Regions from separate parts of the Homo sapiens genome. Here region 2 is linked to region 1. A link is an interaction called in ENCODE POLR2A ChIA-PET data of the cell type or tissue named here. Cell type or tissue: MCF 10A. All regions are shown on one strand. Each heading gives the region's core, and the rest is flanking DNA. Links, peaks and the distances in the headings are about the cores only. Region 1 has its middle 91 kb from the start of PLXNA1. Region 2 has its middle 46 kb from the start of PRR23E.

Evidence for each region. Peaks named below come from ENCODE experiments on the same cell type or tissue, not always from the same donor. Only the 100,000 strongest peaks of a DNase experiment are listed, where the experiment ranks them.
Region 2: POLR2A ChIA-PET joins it to region 1 with 5 read pairs; 3 of 35 experiments call an interaction of 5 or more read pairs at or near these places.

What each region holds. Positions count from the first base shown.
Region 1 is chr3:127,069,503-127,078,790 of GRCh38, forward strand. No RefSeq gene overlaps it. Among named protein-coding and RNA genes, the nearest start is that of PLXNA1, 91 kb to the left of the region's middle. RefSeq lists enhancers at 1,029-1,529, 1,530-2,030 and a silencer at 6,220-6,289. In MCF 10A, for the core only: no CTCF peak of the experiment used is centred there; DNase peaks (open chromatin) are centred at 4,609 and 5,689.
Region 2 is chr3:127,142,361-127,151,648 of GRCh38, forward strand. No RefSeq gene overlaps it. Among named protein-coding and RNA genes, the nearest start is that of PRR23E, 46 kb to the right of the region's middle. In MCF 10A, for the core only: no CTCF peak of the experiment used is centred there; no DNase peak of the experiment used is centred there.

The DNA.
Region 1 (9,288 bases), core at 2,831-7,830:
AAACACAAAAGAGCGAAGATTAAGAACAAGGGTGAAGCTCATCGCCACGAGGTAATTTTTTAAGTAGATGAAACCATAGGTCAAAAATGAGAATTAAGGGCTAGGGAGTTATGAGTAAAAAGGAATATAACAACCAAAGAAAAAGTATAATCACAGAGCAACATTTTAAACGATTCTCTCCTGTCCAAAAACACACAAGTTACCCAACCGCCTTCCAAGTAAACAGGACCAGGAAGGAGAGAGGAAGGGGAGAGGGAGAGGCAGAAGGCAGGGAAGGTCAAGTTAACATACAAATCAATACAGTAACATGAGGGTCACGAACTGAAAAGTTGCTAGTAAAATCTCAGTTTCTTCCTTCAAAAAGCACAGACCCCATTCCTAAAGAGGAAACTTCTGTGGATAACCAGACCCCTCTGGCCAGGGGGCTCCAGGAGCTGCTGCTGGTCCTCCAGTGTGGGCTGAGGGTGCCCCGAGCCCTGTGCCCCGCTCCCGAGCTCGCAGCCTGTTGTCGATCGCCTGCACACTGGCCCTGGCTGGTCTTGGTCCAGTGCACAGGGTCCCTGGCATGGCTGTCCACGTCTCCCCAGCTCCCACGCCGCCCCACACTACCTGCTCACTGCTCTGCCGTCCTCCATCCTTGCTGCTCAGAACCCTGTAGCCCTGACACTGCCACCCCCAAGCATGGAGGTGGCAGAAGTCCCCACCCACAGCCACCCCCAGGCTGTCCTGGTTACGGAGGGCAGAGGCTCTTAGACCTAAGCCTGCACAGAGCCTCAGGTCTGGGCTTGCTCCAGGGTGGGGCCCCAGCGCACAGGGCTGGGTAGCTCCAACAAGTCCCCAGGTGACAAGCACGCCACTGGCTAGGACCATACTTTGAGTGTGTTGGGAGTTGCTACTCAGGAAAGGAAACCTTAAAACCAGCTTCTAGGAGAGCCTGCTCCCACACTGTTTTGGCCACGAGTCCCTGGCCCTGCCACACCGTGGGACTCTCATCCTCACCATGAGAATTCCCTCAGCTGAGCCAAAGACTCTCATCTGCCCACTCCTGCCCCAGCACCCAGACAGAGTGAGCCAGTCAGGGGTGCAGGTAACTGCCCCCACAGCCCTTCTTATCCACAAGGAAGCCAGACACTGCCTTCCAGAAGGGACCCTGGTTTGTCCTTTGCTGATTCAAAAGACTTAGAAAATTGTTCCTCAAAGGAAAGACCCGTCCTGGTTCTGCTCCTATAAAGGCACAGACTGCTTGTAGCCAGGCTGGGAGGATTGGGAATGCCGGGGTTCCATCACTGCACAGCAAATCCTCCACCTCCACGTAGTGGCACCAACTTGAGCCATTTTGTTGCACTCACAGATGCTGTGGCTACAGTTCGGAGAGGGCATGGCAGGCGATGGCTGGCTTGTACTCCAGGCCCGGCTGGGAAGACTCCAAGGCTGGGGGAGATGGGATGGGAAGTGAGTGGGGGCTCCTTTGCTCACACATCTGGTGCCAGGCCTGGGAGAACTTGAAGGCTAAGACAGGTGACTCGTGAGTGGCCTTGAGGTGGTGGAGCCTCAGCTGCAGTGCTCCAGGGAACGAGAACAGGCGGTGTGGCTGTCCTGACCTCACCATGGCATCACACAGCGCCACTTCCAGCACTTTCTGCTGGCTGCAAGCAAGGCTCCATCCTGCCCACATCCAAAGGGCACGACGGGAGGATGGGAAGGCCACGCTGCAGAAGGGTGTCATATGGAAAGTGTCATTACGGTTGTCTCTGGAAAATTCCATCTGTACAGGACCCTGCTGAGATGCTCAGAGAGCTTGGAGAACAATTGAAGGAGCCGCAGTCATCCTGAGAAGGGACATTTAAGTTGGAGCTTGGAGGATGAAGGGATCATCTTGGCAAGGGGTGAGGGCAGTGGGCAGAGGAAGTGAGGATGGGGTAGAGTGTGGGGTGAGGACCAGGTGGCCCTGTGACAGTGGAGGCATCAGCAGGGGGTGGACCATGCAACCTGGCAGGCCAGGGTAAGGAGGGTGAGGGAAAGCCTCATGAGGCTCTGGAGTAGAGACATGCCATGAGCTGAAGCAGGAAATATGTTGTAAAAGAGTGGCGTCAGGAGATCTGCTTTGATGCCCTTGCAATTGGCCAGACAAGAGAAGATGGTGGCAGGGACAGGGTGGGGCAGGTGGCAGCTGTGCAGAGGGAAAGGAATGAGTGATTCAAGAGAGAGGGGCCGAGCCAACAGAGCTCAGGCTGAAATGGGCCTGGGGTGCAGGAGGGGCGTGGTCACATGATGCCCAGGTATAACTGGGGTGCGGGGGTGCCACTTAGAGCCCAGGCATTGGTGCCACTTGTGGGCAGAGTGCCTGGGGCAGCAGCGTGTGCCCTTGCCACTCCAGCAGATGTGGGTGTCGTCCAGAGGGGTCTGCTCCTTAGACAGCCAGCGCCCCGGAGTCCCTGAGCAGCCCCACGGAGGCTGAGTCGGCGCTTGTCCTCCAAGGGGGTTTCAAACATGGTGGCTGGTGTGAGACAGGCCCAGTTTCAGCCCTGGCTCCACTCTTCATTGGCTGGGAGACCTCAGGCAAGTCACCTTGGCTCTTTAGGCCTTGGTTTTCTCATCTGTAAAAGGCAGTGAGGGTATGTGCCTTGCAGGGGTGTTGGCAGGATTAGTTAGTGCTGTTACTTGGCCGGAGCTGGGTAATGTTTGCTGAATTAGCACATGCAGGGTTCGTTGCCGCCCCACATGGGCTTAGCAAGTCTGGGGCAGGAGGCGAGAGGAGGGAGGGCCCAGCAAGGCAGCCAGTGCAGACCCCCGGGGAGTGGCAGAAGTGTCTTCAAGGTAGGAGCTGGGATAGACTCCCCCCATCTGCCAAGAGCAGCTTCCCAGGGACAGTGGGAGCTGCCATTGCAAGCTCTCAGTGGGCACAACTGCATGACCAAGTGCTTCAGGGAGGAGAAGAGCAAGCAAACGCAGCCGGAGCCCTGTGCATAGTGCTGGCCCCAGCCTGAAAGTCGCCAGAGCTGCTCAACTTCATGCACGCATGGCAGGGTGGAAGTGCCAAGGACAGACCCCACACGTGACCCTCAGAAGTCTCTGGTGTCCACGGGACTGAACCTCAGCCACCTGCAAGTGGCCACCCGCCTGTGTCGAGCCCTTCCCAGCAGGTTCCCTTCCCCCTCTCATTTCTTCACAGCCCTCCAGGGGGTCTTGGGCTCAGCCCCCATGCACACTACTGGCACTGGAATCCTTGCATAGCCTTGAAGGAACCCATATGGAGACTGTGGGGCTGGGCAAGGCTGGGAGGTGTGGGCCTGCCCTGAAGCTGGGTGAGGGTCCCACTTGTGCAGAGTAGCCAGGCCCAGGCATGGAGGACCTCCCTTGTGTCGGATCACACACCTGTTCACTCCCAGGAGAAATGGGAGAACTGAGAACAGGATTGGGAAGCACAGGGACTTTCCCAAGCCAAATGGAGGGTGGAGACAGGGCTGGAGCAGAGAGACAAAGAAGAGAGACAGACATGGATGGGGCAGAGTGACCCTCTGCTCCCCAGCACGTACTGGGTGTGGAACATCTGGCAGGTAGGTGTGGTGCCCCTTCCCAGGTGGAGACGCAGGCCTGGCAGGCAGGGAGGGTGGGGACCAGACTCCTCCAGCCTCTGAGGACACAGGTAACTGGGAGCTGACCCTCTGTCCATCTGCTGCCAACATCGTGTGCCAGTGCAGGGCAAGGACTGGGGAGAAGCCTCACTCTTGACCACTGCAGAGTGGAGACCAGTGGTCAGAGGGCCATAGCCGGCTGCTGTGAGAACGAGAGGTGACTGCTCCCCTCCTAGGCCTTCCTCTCCTGCCTGGTATGGCCAGTGGGGGTGGGTGGAGGGCTGGGGCTTGCTGGTCTACCTTCACTGATGTGGTCCCAGCCCCTAGGCCCAGCCCTAGCATAGAAAGCATCTAGGGAGCTTCCCTCTCCACTCCCCACCCAACTCCTCCTCCTGAAAGATGCATGGAGTGTGAAAATTTCATCAAAGCAGCTTGCTTCCTGGGCTCACAGGCGGGGCTGGCGCTGGGAGCCCTGGGGCCTCAGGCCGCCCTGCTGCTCAGTCAGCCCTGGACGCCCCTCTGGGCTGCTGTAGAACTGGGACGAGCAGCGGGTTGATGGCTAGAGTCCCTTTGGCGTGTGTGCTAGGAGGGGCTGGGGAGGGACAGAGGAGGCGTCAGGCCAGCTTTGTGGGGTGGGGCGGTGCTGACACCCGCAGGAGGGGCTGCAGCTGGGCAGGCATCAGAGTGGGGTTCGGAGTGTTCCCAACGTCCCAGTGACCATGACTGCTTGCTTGACCAGCATGCATTCACTCATTGACTCTGCAGCTTTTCATTATTGTTATTTTTGTAAAACAGATGCTGCATTTGCAAGGTTTTAAAATGAGATGGGCATTTCGGGCTATTCCTGTTCTTTTGCTGCCAGAAACAATGTGGTGTGGGTAATCTTGCTCAGAGTCTCTTGAAATGTGGGTAGGTACACCTGCAGGGCAAAATTCCGCAGGTGGGATTGCTGGGTCAGTGGATAATGTTGATGGGAATTGCCACACTGCCTTTCATAGAGGCCATGCCACGAACCCTTCCAGCAGCAAGGCAAGCAGTGCTCACTTTCCTGAGGTCTGGCCCACAGAGCAGACTGAAAACACTTGGAGTCTGGCCAATCTGATAGAGAAAACATATTTTGAAATATATAAAAAAGCTGGATTTTCTTTTGTCCTCTCTGAGTGGCTTTCTTAGCAAACAGCTACAGGGTAAATTGTCCTGCGGCCAGAGTATAATGAGCTTATTTTAACTGTGTGTGGTGCCTGTAGGAGCATATCCGTGTGCATGTGTGTGTGGTCATGTGCAAGTGTTCGTGTGTGTGCATGCATGTGCTAGTGTGTTTGTTTTACTTGGAGCATCCAATCCAGCCCTGGTCACTGGGCAGGAGGAAACTCAATCTGAACACAGCCAGGTACCCTCTGGGAAGACAAGGCTCATTCCCATGGCTCTGCTCCCAAAGAGCTGAAGTTAGTGAGACCTGGCTGGTGAGTTAATGACAGGGCCAGCTCCAGAGCAGGGCAGTGAGGGGCAATGACTGCAAGTTAGGGGAGCTTGGGGGTGAGGCAGGCTCAAGCAAAGGCTTGGCTGTGGCAGACAGCGTACTTCCAACGGGTGCTCCTAAACACTTGGAGACCTTGGAGGGTAAAGGCAGAACCTACCACAACTCTGCAGAGAGCTGGGCTAGTGGGGGAGGTGTCCCAGGAAGCTGAGCTGTGTACCAGCCACCTCTAAACACAGGGGCCTGAAACAATATCATATACTATTTTCAGACTTTAAGTATTGGCAAGCTGAGCTGGGAAGTCTAGGCTGAGCTTAGCTGGTCTGGGCTGAGCTCTGTGGTCTGGGCTGTGCTTGACTGGACTGGGCTGCGCTACATGGTCTGGGCTGTGCTTGGCTGGTCTGCGCTGTGCTCTGTTGTGCTGGGCTGAGGTCTGTGGTCTGGGCTGAGCTCTGTGAGCTGGGCTATGCTTGGTTGGTCTGGGCTGAGCTCCACGGTCTGGGCTATCCTTGGCTGGGCTGAGCTCTATGGTCTGAACTGAGCTCTGTGGTCTGGGCTGTGCTTGGCTGGTCTGGGTTGAGCTCTGTGGTCTGGGCTGTGCTCTGTTGGGTTGGGCTGAGCTCTGTAGTCTAGGCTATGCTTGGCTGGGCTGGGCTGAGCTCTGTGGTTTGGGCTGAGCTCCATAGTCTGGGCTATGCTTGGCTGGGCTGGGCTGAGCTCTATGGTCTTAACTGAGCTCTAATGCCTGGGCTGAACTCCGTGGTCTGGGCTTGTTCAAGAACCAGTGTCCTGTTGCTGACTTTTCCGGCTGGCTGCTGTAGACTTGTGTCCGGAATTGGTGGGTTCTTGGTCTCACTGACTTTAAGAATGAAGGCACAGACTCTCGCAGTGAATGTTACAGTTCTTAAGAGCGGCCTGCCCAGAATTTGTTTCTTCTGATGTTTGGATGTGCTCAGAGTTTCTTCCTTCCAAGGGGTTCGTGGTCTTGCTGACTCAGGAGTGAAACTGCAGATCTTCGTGGTGAGTGTTACAGCTCATAAAGACAGTGTAGATACAAAGAGTGAGCAGTAACAAGATTCATTACAAACAGCAAAAGAACAAAGCTTCCACAGTCTGGAAGGGCATGCAGTGGCTTGCCATTACTGGCTGGGGCAGCCTGCTTTTATTCTTATCTGGCCCCACCCACATCCTGCTGATTGGTCCATTTTACAGAGAGCCGATTGGTCTGTTTTACAGAGAGCTGATTGGTCCGTTTTGACAGGGTGCTGATTGGTGCGTTTACAATCCCTGAGCTAGACACAAAAGTTCTCCATGGTCCCCACTAGATTAGCTAGATAAGGAGTGTCAATTGGTGTATTTACAAACCCTGAGCTAGACCCAGAGTGCTGATTGGTGCATTTACAAACCTTGAGCTAGATACAGAGTGTCGATTGGTGCATTCACAATCCCTTAGCTAGACATAAAGGTTCTCCAAGTCCCCACCAGATTAACTAGATACAGAGTGCCAATGGGTGCATTCACAAACACTGAGCTAGATACAGAGTGCTGATTGGTGTGTTTACAAACCTTGAGCTAGATACAGAGTGCTGATTGGTGTATTTACAATCCCTTAGCTAGACATAAAGATTCTCCAAGTCCCCACCAGATCAGGAGCCCAGCTGGCTTCACCCAGTGGATCCCACACCGGGGCCGCAGGTGGAGCTGTCTGCCAGTACCATGCCATTTGCCGGCACTCCTCAGCCCTTGGGTGGTCGATGGGACTGGGCACCGTGGAGCAGGGAGCAGCACTCCGCCGGGAGGCTCAGGCCACGCAGGAGCCCACGGCGGGGCAGGGAGGCTCAGGCATGGGTGGCTGCAGGTCCTGAGCCCTTCCCCGCGGGGAGGCAGCTAAGGCCCGGCGAGAAATTGAGCACAGCAGCTGCTGGCCCAGGTGCTAAGCCCCTCACTGCCCGGGGCTTGTGGGCCAGCCAGCTACTCCCAGTGCGGGGCTTGCCGAGCCCACGCCCACCCAGAACTCAGGCTGGCCCGCAAGTGTGGCGCGAAGCCCCAGTTCCCGCCCGTGCCTCTCCCTCCACACCTCCCCCCAAGCTGAGGGAGCCGGCTCCGGCCTTGGCCAGCCCAGAAAGGGGCTCCCACAGTGCAGCGGTGGGCTGAAGGGCTCCTCAAGCGTGGCCAGAGTGGGCGCCAAGGCCGAGGAGGCGCCAAGAGCGAGCGAGGGCTTCGAGGGCTGCCAGCACACTGTCACCTCTCAGAATGACCTCCACAGGGACCACCTGGCTCCATAGGGCCTCCCATTCTCCAGCAGCCTCCAGGCCAAGTTTGTGGTCAAGCAGAGGCAGGGCTCTGAGGGAGCGTGAAGTGTAGGCTGAGCAGTGGCATATCACTCCCACCCATGCTAGTGGTCAAAGCAAAATCTGGCCAGCCAGAATCACATGGTGGGGCAAGGGACTCCAGAGGAAGGATGGAGCCTTGTGGCCAATTTTGCAATCCATCTTCTTCAGGAGGACAGAGTCCATGGGGGCCATGTCCCTGGGGCCATCTGTGCAAAGCTGGCCACCAACAACATTCAACTCACAGCACCTAAGCTGGGGGCTGGGACCCAGGAATGGGCAGCAGGTGGCTCTGCCCCCGGAGCATGCGAGCCAGTCACACCAGTGGTGGGAGCACCACGAGCCGTACCAGGAAATGTGGGAGAAGTACTCCTGGAGAAGTAGTCTGGGCCAGGGTTGAAGGGTACTTAGGTGTGCACCTGGGCAGTAGGGGTGAGGCGGGGCACTTTCTTTCTCCCGGTCCTCCCTCCTGGCCTAAAGGCAGAAGGCAGAGGAGACCCAGCCCTGGAGCTGAGAAGGGAGGGGATCCCAGCGTTTGAGCTGCAGGCCCACAGCCCCGCACGGGCTGTTCCTGCGTGGGCAGCCCAAGGATTAAACAGATTTTGTTGGGATTACTGCTGCCAATCAAGTTCAAGTGCATTTTTAAGAGCTTAATTTGTGGCCCTAGGTTTCGAATAAAATCGTCAAGTCCAGTCGATTAAACTCATTAAGGCGGGTGGACTGGCTGGTGTTCACACTGCCATCAGATTTGGAGAATTAATTAGGGGCCTGTTATCCTTTGTCGGGATTAGCAGAGCCAGCCCAGAGGCCCAGGGTTTCTGCTAAAAGACAGGCCCATAATCTCTTTAGTGGGGCCTTGGGAGACAGAGATCTGGGCAGCTTTGAGCAGGAAGTGCCACATGGGTGTCTTTGATTCTGCCGTGTGCAGACTGGCCGTGGGTCGGGGGTGTGGGCAGGCTTTAGGGCTTGGGCCATCCTGAGGGTGGCTGGCCCAGACAGCACTTCAGGCCACATAACCCTGCATACTATCCATGACCTATTCCCCCATCTCACAACAACTTAGGAGGAGGGCGCCAAGAGGACTTCTGCTGGTTCCTTTGCCTTCAAAACCACCCCCGACCCCAACTGCTGGAGTCTCAAGGCTCTATCTCCTTGTGAACCAGGTGGTGTGAGCAAGCTGGCCACCAAGAGCATTCTAATCCCTTGGGGGACATTGATTGGTCTCTGAGTGGGTGGGTATGTGACCCAAGAAGAGCCAGTCAAGGCCATGTCAGGGGGTGGTTGGGGTTTCTGGTATAGCTAAGGGCAAAAATATTAAGCCTGGAGCTGCCAGGCCCTGCAGGCCCTGCCTCAGGATGGAGAGAGAAGACAGATGAGTTTCTAATGACACTGGGTGAGCCGCTGGATCTAGCCACACCTAAAGTTTACCCCTGGACTTTTCAGTGACCTGAGCCAGTCCATTCCTCCTTGGAACAGGGTCTCTGTCACTTGCAACCAAGGGACAAATCAGCCCAGGTCTCAGGTCTCTTGCCTTCCAGAGCATTAGGGCTGAGAAGAAATTTAGAGGGTCTTTTTTCTTTTCCCGCCCATTTACAGAATGGGGAAACTAAGGCCCAGAGAGGAGAAGGACTTGCCCAAGGCTGCTGCAGATATTAATGGCTTCTGGTCTTCTAATGCCTCCTGGGAAAGAATCCTCCCCGCACCTCCCTGGTGGGTCTGGCCAGGCCAGTGCTGGGTGGGGTTTACCAGGTGTCCATACCAAAGGCAGACCGTGGTCAGAGCAAGTGGATAAGCTGGAGACATTTCCAGGAACTGGGGGAAGCAGAGTGCCCCACACACACGGGTCCCAGGTGATGGCTCTTACCCAGCTCAGGACCCTGGCTGGTGTCTCTGGGCCCGGCACTGG
Region 2 (9,288 bases), core at 1,651-6,650, 72 kb after region 1:
GCACACACAGACTCACTTGGGGAAGTCAACTGTCAAGCTCAGTGTTTTAAAATGTGCTTATTTATTTGGCTTGTTTGTGCGCCATCTCTTCGGCTGCCTTTATAAATATTTATCAATGTTGTTGCAGTGGCATTTCCTGGGAGGAGGTGAGAACCGGCTGAGAGGAAAGGATGTCAGAGAGGAGCTGACAGGTGGAGGGCCCCAGGCCGGGGAGGGAGGAGGAAGCCAGGGCCTGGCTCCAGGGGGATAGGGGCTATGATGTGGGGCCTGACCTAGGACTGAGAAGCTGGGATTTGAAAGTGGGACCCAAAATTCAGGACATCAGGTAAGGATGAATCAGGACTATGAAGAACCAAGTAACCTTGGACAAGGCCTTGGACTTCACCATTCACAGCTACTTATTAAATAACAATACTTAGCATTGACTTGTGCCTGCCAGACACTGTTTTCAGTATTCCCTTATTTAATCCTTATAAACAACTCTCTGATGAAGGGACTGCAATCCTCCCTGTCCTACAGATAAGGAAATCAGGGAACTGGGATTTAGTTACCTGCTCAATACACACTATTTTGAAACCCAGAGCCAGGCTGCAAACCCAGGCAGCTGGTTCCAGGGCTCTCACATAGCCACTTAGCCACTCCTTAGTCAGCACTCCATCCTGGGAAGATCATTTGCTTCCTAAACAAATGTTCCTTACAGCCTGCTCCACACCTGACCAGTTCTGACCTTGCTCCTGGGGCAGCAGAGATGACCAAGAGAAAGCCCCTGACTTTGAGAAGCTCAGGGCAAGTTGAGCATGAGAATGTTGCTGTGTAGTGAATGTTCAGGATACATTGGGAGGGCATTTAATCCTCACCCAGGTCAGCAGTGGCTAGCCAATCTTGGCTGGCCCAGGAAAAAAGTGTCCTCAGTCTAGAGTGGAAAGGAGAGGCCTGGTAGCAGAGGGATGAAGCTGGAGGATGTGGCAATCAAAGAGAAATCTGGTGTTGAGCCTGAGGAACAGAGAGGTAGAGGCTGTATCAGCTAGCTTTTGCTGTGTAACAAACCACCCCAAAGCTTCCTGGCTTAGCACAACCACCAATTGTTTAGCTCATGATTCTGTGAGTTGGAAATTTGGGCAGGGCGGGCTTCGCTCTTCTGGAAGTAGGGTGTTATAATTTTACTCATTTATGAATCCTTTTTTCTTGGCCTTTTGAAAAAAAAATTTAGTTCTAATTATATGGGTAGCTAATAGATGTGTATATTCATGGGGTATACGTGGTGCTCTGGTAGGCACACAGTGTGTAATAATCAGTTGAGGTAATTGAGGTATTCATCACCTCAAGCATTCTTCATTTCTTTGTGTTAGGAACATTTCAGTTCCAGTCTTTCAGTTATTTTAAAATATACAATATGTTATTGTTGACTGTAGTCACCCCATTGTGCTATCAAGTACTAGATCTTATTTATTCTATCTAACTCTATGTTTGCACTCATTATCCATTCTTACTTCTCTTCCCCCTCCCTGCTACCCTTCCCAGCCTCTGGTAACTGTCATTCTACTCTCTGTCTTCATGAGTTCAGTTGTTTTAATTTTTAGCTCCCACATATGAATGAGAACATACAAAATTTCTCTTTCTGTGCCTGGCTTATTTCACTTAACATAATGTCTCCCAGTTCCAATGATGTTGCAAATGACAAGATTTCATTCTTTTTATGGCTGAATAGTATTCCACTGTGTATATGTACCACATTTTCCTTATCCACTTATTTGGTGATGGACACTTAGGTTGCTTCCAAATCTTGGCTATTATGCATAGTGTTGCAGTAAACATGAGAATGCAGATCTCTCTTCAATATGCTGATTTCCTTTCTTTTGGGGCTTGGCTCTTCTTGCTGGGCTCACTAAGATGTCTGAACACAGTTGGGATGGCGGGGCCGTTCTCCACAGTCTCTCCCCTTCCACAATGATCTCCCTGGCTTCCTCACACTCTGGTCACAGGGTCCTAAGAGTGAGATTGAAACACACAAAGGCTCTTGAGGCCTTGGCTTGGAACAGGCGCCATGCTGTTTTCCAGTGCATTGTGTTAGCTAAGGGTTTGGGAAATAAAGCCCACTCTTTGGTGGGAGAAGCTGCAGAATCATATTGCAAAGGATGTGGGCAGAAAGAGGGGAGAGATTTGGAGCCATTTTTGCATCTCCCTTGCAGATCATGTACAGTTATGCAAGTCAGAGGGGAGGTGGGAGGGGGCTGTGGCCGGATTCCGTTTAGGATACAATTGTATTGCAGGTGTTGATAGGACCTGTGAGAAGAAGTGGCAAATGCAGCTTTGGGGATCTGAGGTCTAGATTGGTCCTTTCAGTGCCTCTTCTTCATGAGTGGCATCCAGAGTGTCTAAGTGCCTGCTCACCATCTCTGCCGATGCTCCCTGGTGCTGACTGGCCCTGGGCAGCCCCTACCCGCCTGTCAGTGACCACGTAGGCTATGTTCTGTCTGCTGGGCTAGACGTCCACTCCGCTCCAGTGTCGGGGTGTGAGGTCCTTGCAGGACCCAGGCCTGCCCTGTATCCACATCCTGGTCCTGCTCCTCACCAGCTGTACATCCCTTGCAATTCTCACCCCCTTTCTGAGGCTCAACTTCCTTATCTTCAAAGGAGAGGACAGAGGCTGCCCCTGATCCTATGAGGACACTATGGTGCATGCACAGCCCCTGGCATGAGGCTGGCTGCATAGGGATCCTGGTACCGTCATGTGTTCCCCAGTGCCCTCCAGAGTCTGTGTGTCTCTCACTGTAAGCCGGATTCAGCACTTCCATTAGCTGGCCCAGGGTGGGCCACAGATCCCTGACTATTGGCTTCTCCCTGAACCCCATCACTGCTTATGCAGCCCCACTAGGGGTGTAGGCTAGCATCTCCACCTTCATGGCCATGGCTGAAGCTTGACCCCACCCCCTAGGTGCTCAGGCCTAAGGCATGGTGCCATCCTTGACGCCCATCTCTCTTGCTCACACCTCGTCAGCCTCACCTTCGCAGTATGTCTAGACTCTGACCACTTCCCCCACCCCTACTGCTGTGCCTATTCCCAGCCACTGCCATCTCCCACCCCCTCACTGGGCTCTGGGCAGCCCATTCCCTGACATCCCTGCTCCCCACGGGAGGGTTTGCTGGTCACACCTAAGCCAGAGCAGGCCCCACCTCTGCTGCAGGCTCCACCATGGCCCACATGTGCCCACCAAGTGCCTGAGACCTCTCTGCCTTCCTCTCCCTGTCCTCCTCCTGGCTCCTGCTAAGCACCCGTGGTGCTCTCTCTTTTACCGCCTTTCAATCTCTCCTTTTTTTTTTTTTTTTTTCAGACGGAGTTTCGCTCTTGTTGCCCAGGCTGGAGTGCAATGGCACGATCTCAGCTCACCACAACCTCTGCCTCCCAGGTTCAAGCGATTCTCCTGCCTCAGCCTCCCAAGTAGCTGGGATTACAGGCGCCCACCACCATACCTGGCTAATTTGTGTATTTTTAGTAGAGATGGGGTTTCTCCATGTTGGTCAGGCTGGTCTTGAACTCCTGATCTCAGGTGATCTGCCCACCTTGGCCTCCCAAAGTGCTGGGATTACAGGCATGAGCCACCACACCTGGCCTCCAATCTCTCCTCTAAGGCCACCTTCTCCATCAAGCCTTTCTAGGTCACCCTCTTAAAAGTTGCAACTCCACCCAAGCACATGCGACCCTTTCCCTGCTTCAGTTTTCTCCACAGCCCTGTTGCCTCCTGATATAGTCTAGAACTGAGCGATTTTGTCTATTAGCTTCCCTCAGGATATGAGATCCATGAGAAGAAGAATTTATATCTATATATTTGTTCATCATTATGTCCCCTGCACCCATAACATAGGGCCTGGCACACAGCAGGTGCTCAAGAAGCATCTGCTAAATGAGTGAACGAGTGGATGGATGAGTGGATGAATGGATGGATGGGTGGATGGATGGATGGATGGGTTGGTGAGTAGATAGTTGGGTGTGTTGGTGGATGGGGGGGTAGATGGATGGATGGATGGATGGGTTGGTGAGTAGATAGGTGGGTGTGTTGGTGGATGGAGGGGTAGATAGATGGATGGGTGGGTGGATGGATGGATGGATGGCTTCCAGTTGTCAATGGCCCACTGCCCAATTTGCTTCCTGTGTAACCTTGGCCCAGTTGGCCAACCTTTCTGTGTTTCCCCTGTAATGTAGGAGCAGTGGAGATGCCTCAGCATCACTACCCAGCAGCCAGACACAAGTTTTGTTTGGCTCAGACTGCTTTAAACAATTTCCATGAGTTGCCAACATTTTGAAACAGGGAGCTTTCACATAACAATCCATCTTCCAGCTACTTGTGAAAGAAAGATGGCTCACTGGCTCTGGGCTGCAGCCAGGGGTCTGTCCCTGCCAGTGCGACCTGTGCCCAATCCACCTCTCTCCAGCCACACACAGCCTGGGCAGGCAACTGAGTTTGAGACCCTGCTCTAAGGTCTGTGCATCAAGGAGGCCACTTCTGGAAAGGGAAAGATCACACATTTATTGGGCACTTCCTGTGTTAATGAAGCCCACACTTTGTGTTTCTAAAAGCCTTTAGTAGGTCCATGAGCTGGTCCCATGTGGTCAGGCATGGAAGCTGGTAACACGGGGGTCACAGGAACAGTGAGGGACATGGCCTGCAGTGGTGGAATTGCCATGGTTTAAGACATCTTGTTCCCTCTGAGGAGTCTCTCAGCATAGTCACTTGTGATGATGAAGGACATGGAGATGGCACCAGTCCATTTTGTGGATGGGGACATTGAGGCTCTGCAAGGTACACAGCCTCTAAGATCCCACCACTTGTGGGGGCAGAGCTGGGATCAGGGTCCAGGTGTGTCTGCCTTTCCAGCCACTCCCTCACCCCTCACCTGCCTCTGCTCAGGCTGCCACAGACCCCTGGGCTCCCAAGCTCCACTACCCGAGAGTCTTCTGTTCTGTCTTCTTCCTCAAGGTCTTACTACTTGTCTTCCCTGTCGCTGACCTCTTCTTGGTGGGTGTGGGGGAAGAGGAAGAAGAGGAGGAGACGGGGGAGATGGAGGGGGCAGAAGGAATGAGAAGGAATGGACTCAGAATGGCTGGCGGCCAACACCTCAGTGGGCCATCCTCAGCCATGCCCTGCAGCCAACCCATCAGCCCGGCCCCAGACACTTACACTGTGGAGGGGGCAAGGAAAACCAGGACCCTCCCCTTCTGGATGAGAACACCCTGCCGTTGAGCAGATGAGCTGGAACACAGAAAGGCAGTGGCTGCCCAGCCTCTTGAGTGGAGGGGACCCCATATCTGCCTCGCTCCTCCCTGAGCACCCTGTGTGCCCTCACATCTCCCTTCTCCATCTCAGCCAGGGCCCCCATGCCACCACCCATGGCATTTCAGATACCTCCAAATCCCACAGGGGACTCAGTGTGGGTTCAGCCTGTCCACTCCACTCTTCACCATCACCCCCTTCAAAATCCACCACTGTCTCTCCCCCAGCTATTGGTAGTCATCCGTTAATGCCCCTTCCCACCTCCCTCCTTACCACTCCAATCCATTCAACATGCAACAGAGCTGGGAAAAGGGAAATAAAGGGGGAGGGAGGAGGGAGAGAAGAAGGAGAGAAGATGGGGCAGAAGGGGAGGAAGAGGATTCACTTTTATTACTCATCTTTTTTATTGAGGTACTATACAAATATGGAAAAGTATACAATCTTAAGTGTACAGCTCAGGGAATTTTTATGTGTGTAGACTCCCATATATGCCTAGGTTCAGAAGGACAATGCAACTTGCAATTATATTTTCTGTGTCTGTTGTTTTTATGCATTGTCTGTCTCCCTGTTAATGGTGGAGCTAGCCCTGTGTCCCCACCATGTCCCCATCACCTTGTGGGCCCTGCCCCTGGCTTTCCCCAAGGCAGGCTCATAGGAAATAATGTCTGGGCAATGGTAGGAGGAGATACTTGGGGACAGGGCTGTGGCCTCTTGACCTCAGCTGAGCTGTCCAGGGCAGGGTGCAGACGGGGACTGTGCTCACAGATGAGGCAGCTATAGGATCACTTATCCCTTCCTTACCCTCAACTAAAAACCTTGTTTTTCTTTTTCTGGACTTCAGGAATGGATGGGATCACTTAACATTGAAAAGGTGTCAGCTATCCACATACCTCTAAATCCAAAGTCATCTAGGTGCATATTGTCATGATTCAATGCTAGGGGACAGCTTCTTAGACACATTAAAAAACACAAATTGTAAGTTGAAAATATGGATGAATATATAGACATCACCATTAATGGCTGATTCCGTGTCATCAAAGGATCCAGAAGAAAGTTAACTGTCAGATGGCTGATGGAGAGGTCACTGGGTACAACTAATGAGAGGCCCATGTCTGTATTACCATGTATGTCTAGAGAGACCTGTGTCTATACCATCATGTATTTCTAGAGAGACCCTTGTCTATATGACCGTGTATGTCTAGAGAGACCTGTGTCTATATGACCATGTATTTCTAGATAGACCTGTGTCTATACTACTGTGTATATCTAGAGAGACATGTGTCTATACTACTCTGTCTGTCTAGAGAGACCCGTGTCTATGCTACCCTGCCTATACTACTGCTTGTGTCTAGAGATACCCATGTCTGTATGATCATGTATTTCTAGACAAACCTGTGTCTATATGGCCGTGTATGTCTGGAGAGACCTGTTCTATACTACTGTCTGTGTCTAGAGAGACCCATGTCTACACAATTGTGTGTGTCTAGAGAGACCCATGTCTATACTACCCTGTCAGTCTACAGAGACCTGTGTCTATACGACTATGTGTGTCTAAAGAGACCAGCATCTATAATACCACGTGTCTAGTGAGACCCATGTCTATACTACTGTGTGTGTCTAGAGAGATTTGTTGTTTTTGTTTTTGTTTTTGTTTTTGTTTTTGTTTGAGACGGAGTCTCACCTTGTCTACTTGGCTGCTGAGGGAGGAAGATTGCTTGAGCCTGGGAGCTCGAGGCTGCAGAGAGCTATGATCACAACAGAGCAAGACCCTATCTACAAAGAAAAAAGAAACTAAAAGGAAGCTCTCTGGGCGGATGATGCTCATTAGCTGTAAACTGAGGAGTGTGGTCGTTGTGGCCTCCACACCCAAGGTCTGTTTCCACACATGGAGCACATGCAGAGCAGTCTCAAAATTGCAGGATTTAAAAAAATTAACCTAGTAAACTCATTCCAAAATGTATACACAGGAGAAAGTTTGTTTTAAAAAGTGAAGTCTGTTTTGAAGAAGCCAAGCAAAAGTCAACTTGCCCTAACAGAGGCAAACTACCCTGCAAAGCCACAGTGATTAAAAGATAGGCTGGCCCAGAAACCGCATATGGGTCTAAACACCCTCCCAGGCTGGGCACAGGGCAGCTGCCCTCTTCATGCAGGCAGTGAGTGCCAAGCACAGACTCCGTCCCGGCCCTGAACCCCGTGCTGATCACAAGGGTGAGCCCAACAGACACAAGCCTGCTCGTGTACTCATGTTCCCAGTACAGGGGGGACAGAGGGGCAGAACAAAAGAATCTCACAGTCAGTTTGGAACCTTGATCATGAGCTGTGATAAGAAAGAGGGAGGTAGTCAAGGAAGGCTTCCTGGGAGAGGCAGCATTTGCTGAAGGATGAGTGTACAGCAGTGAGGGTGGACAGCAAGAGTGTTCCAGGATGGAGAGGGGTGTACAGGGTCTTGCCCAGGGGCAGGAGGGTGGAATGAATTTGGAGAGGTGAGGCAGGACCCACCGTCTTGGGAGGAGCCTGGAGATCCTAAGGGCTGGCTCTCTACATGCCCATTTAACCCCATGAACATTCTGTGGGGCAGCCTTTCCTTCCCACAGTGGCCTCCCAAATCATAATAAACTCATAGGGTTTTAGAGCCAAAGGCTCATACTCCAGATAGGGCAACAGAGGCCCAGAGAGATGAGATGGCTTGTGGAGGAGGCAGGGAAGAGGGTCTTAACAGACTGAGCACCAGCTCCTAGGCCTCCTAGCCTCCGGATGATCCAGGGCCATGGCCTCCTTGGCCCTGGTGCCCCAGCAAGTGGGAACCCAGCCTGATCCCCTCTCAGGAGCCCAGAGCCTTGACTTTAGGCAAAGCTACTCCGGGGTTTAAATACTATCATTGATTATTGTAAGTGAGCTTATGAGCCTTATCGGCTTAGAATTGTATCTGCAGGAGAGCTGTTCATCTTAAATAAATATGTTTTTAATAATCTCTGAGTATTTATGGAGCATAAAGCTGTCAGAGAAAATGGAGATGACGATTCCTGAAGTCACTTACTGTCCGGATCTCAGAGCCGATTCATTATGAAAACCGGCTCCCAGCAGGATAGCAGCTTCGGCTGCCGGCAGCAGATGGAAGACCCGGGTGATTATCATCTCGGAGGATTTTTTAATAAGCTGGTGTTGGTTATTTAACCTACAATAGCCACTTAATAAACATAGTAAATTACTTGCAGGTTGGGAAATATCCTCTACTCCTCCCGGTGCCTCCAAGAACCACCTGTGCCCTGGAGCATTGACAGGAAGTCCCAGGAGAATGATCCTCCCTCAACCCCACTCTGCCCAAGCCACCACTGCAGTGGTCCAGGGAGCGGCCCACACCCTGGGCCTTCCACCTAGGCCTCTGCTTTGTGGGGCACAGGGTCAGGGTGTGGTTTGGGCAGAGCAGGGGCAGGGTGAGGCCTTTCACCCAGTTTTGTGCGTCCAACTGGAATAGGTGCGCCCCTTTCCCATTGCCCACAGGGAGGCTGGGGACAGCCAGGAGGCCGGGGGCCGGTTCTTCAGGACCCAGGCTGGCCTGACAGGCCCCTCCCCACTCCCTGGGCCAGGCTGCAGTGTCCAGCCTCCTCTCTGAGTCTCTCTTGGCCTCCCTTCTCCATGCAGAGTTGCCCATGAAGCGCGCTTACCCGTTGTCCACGCTCAGCCACAGCACACAAACTCTCACCGGCACCAAAGGACCCTCTTGTCACTGAATGTATGTAGCAGCTGTTGCCCCGCTACTCCCTCTGTCACCTGCCATCTCCTCTCACACTCGCTCAGCGTTTACTGTGCCTGGTGCCATTCTGAGCTCTTTACACATATTCACTTATTTTATCCTTCCCCCGAGGCTAGGAGGAAGAATTATTATTATTCCCTCTTACAGATGAAGAAACTGAGGCTCAGTCACTCTTCCAAGTGGTCAGTGTTTCTAAGTGGTACAGCTAGATAACAAACCCCAGCCATTAATCATACTCCAATATCTCCAATACTGCAACCCCTG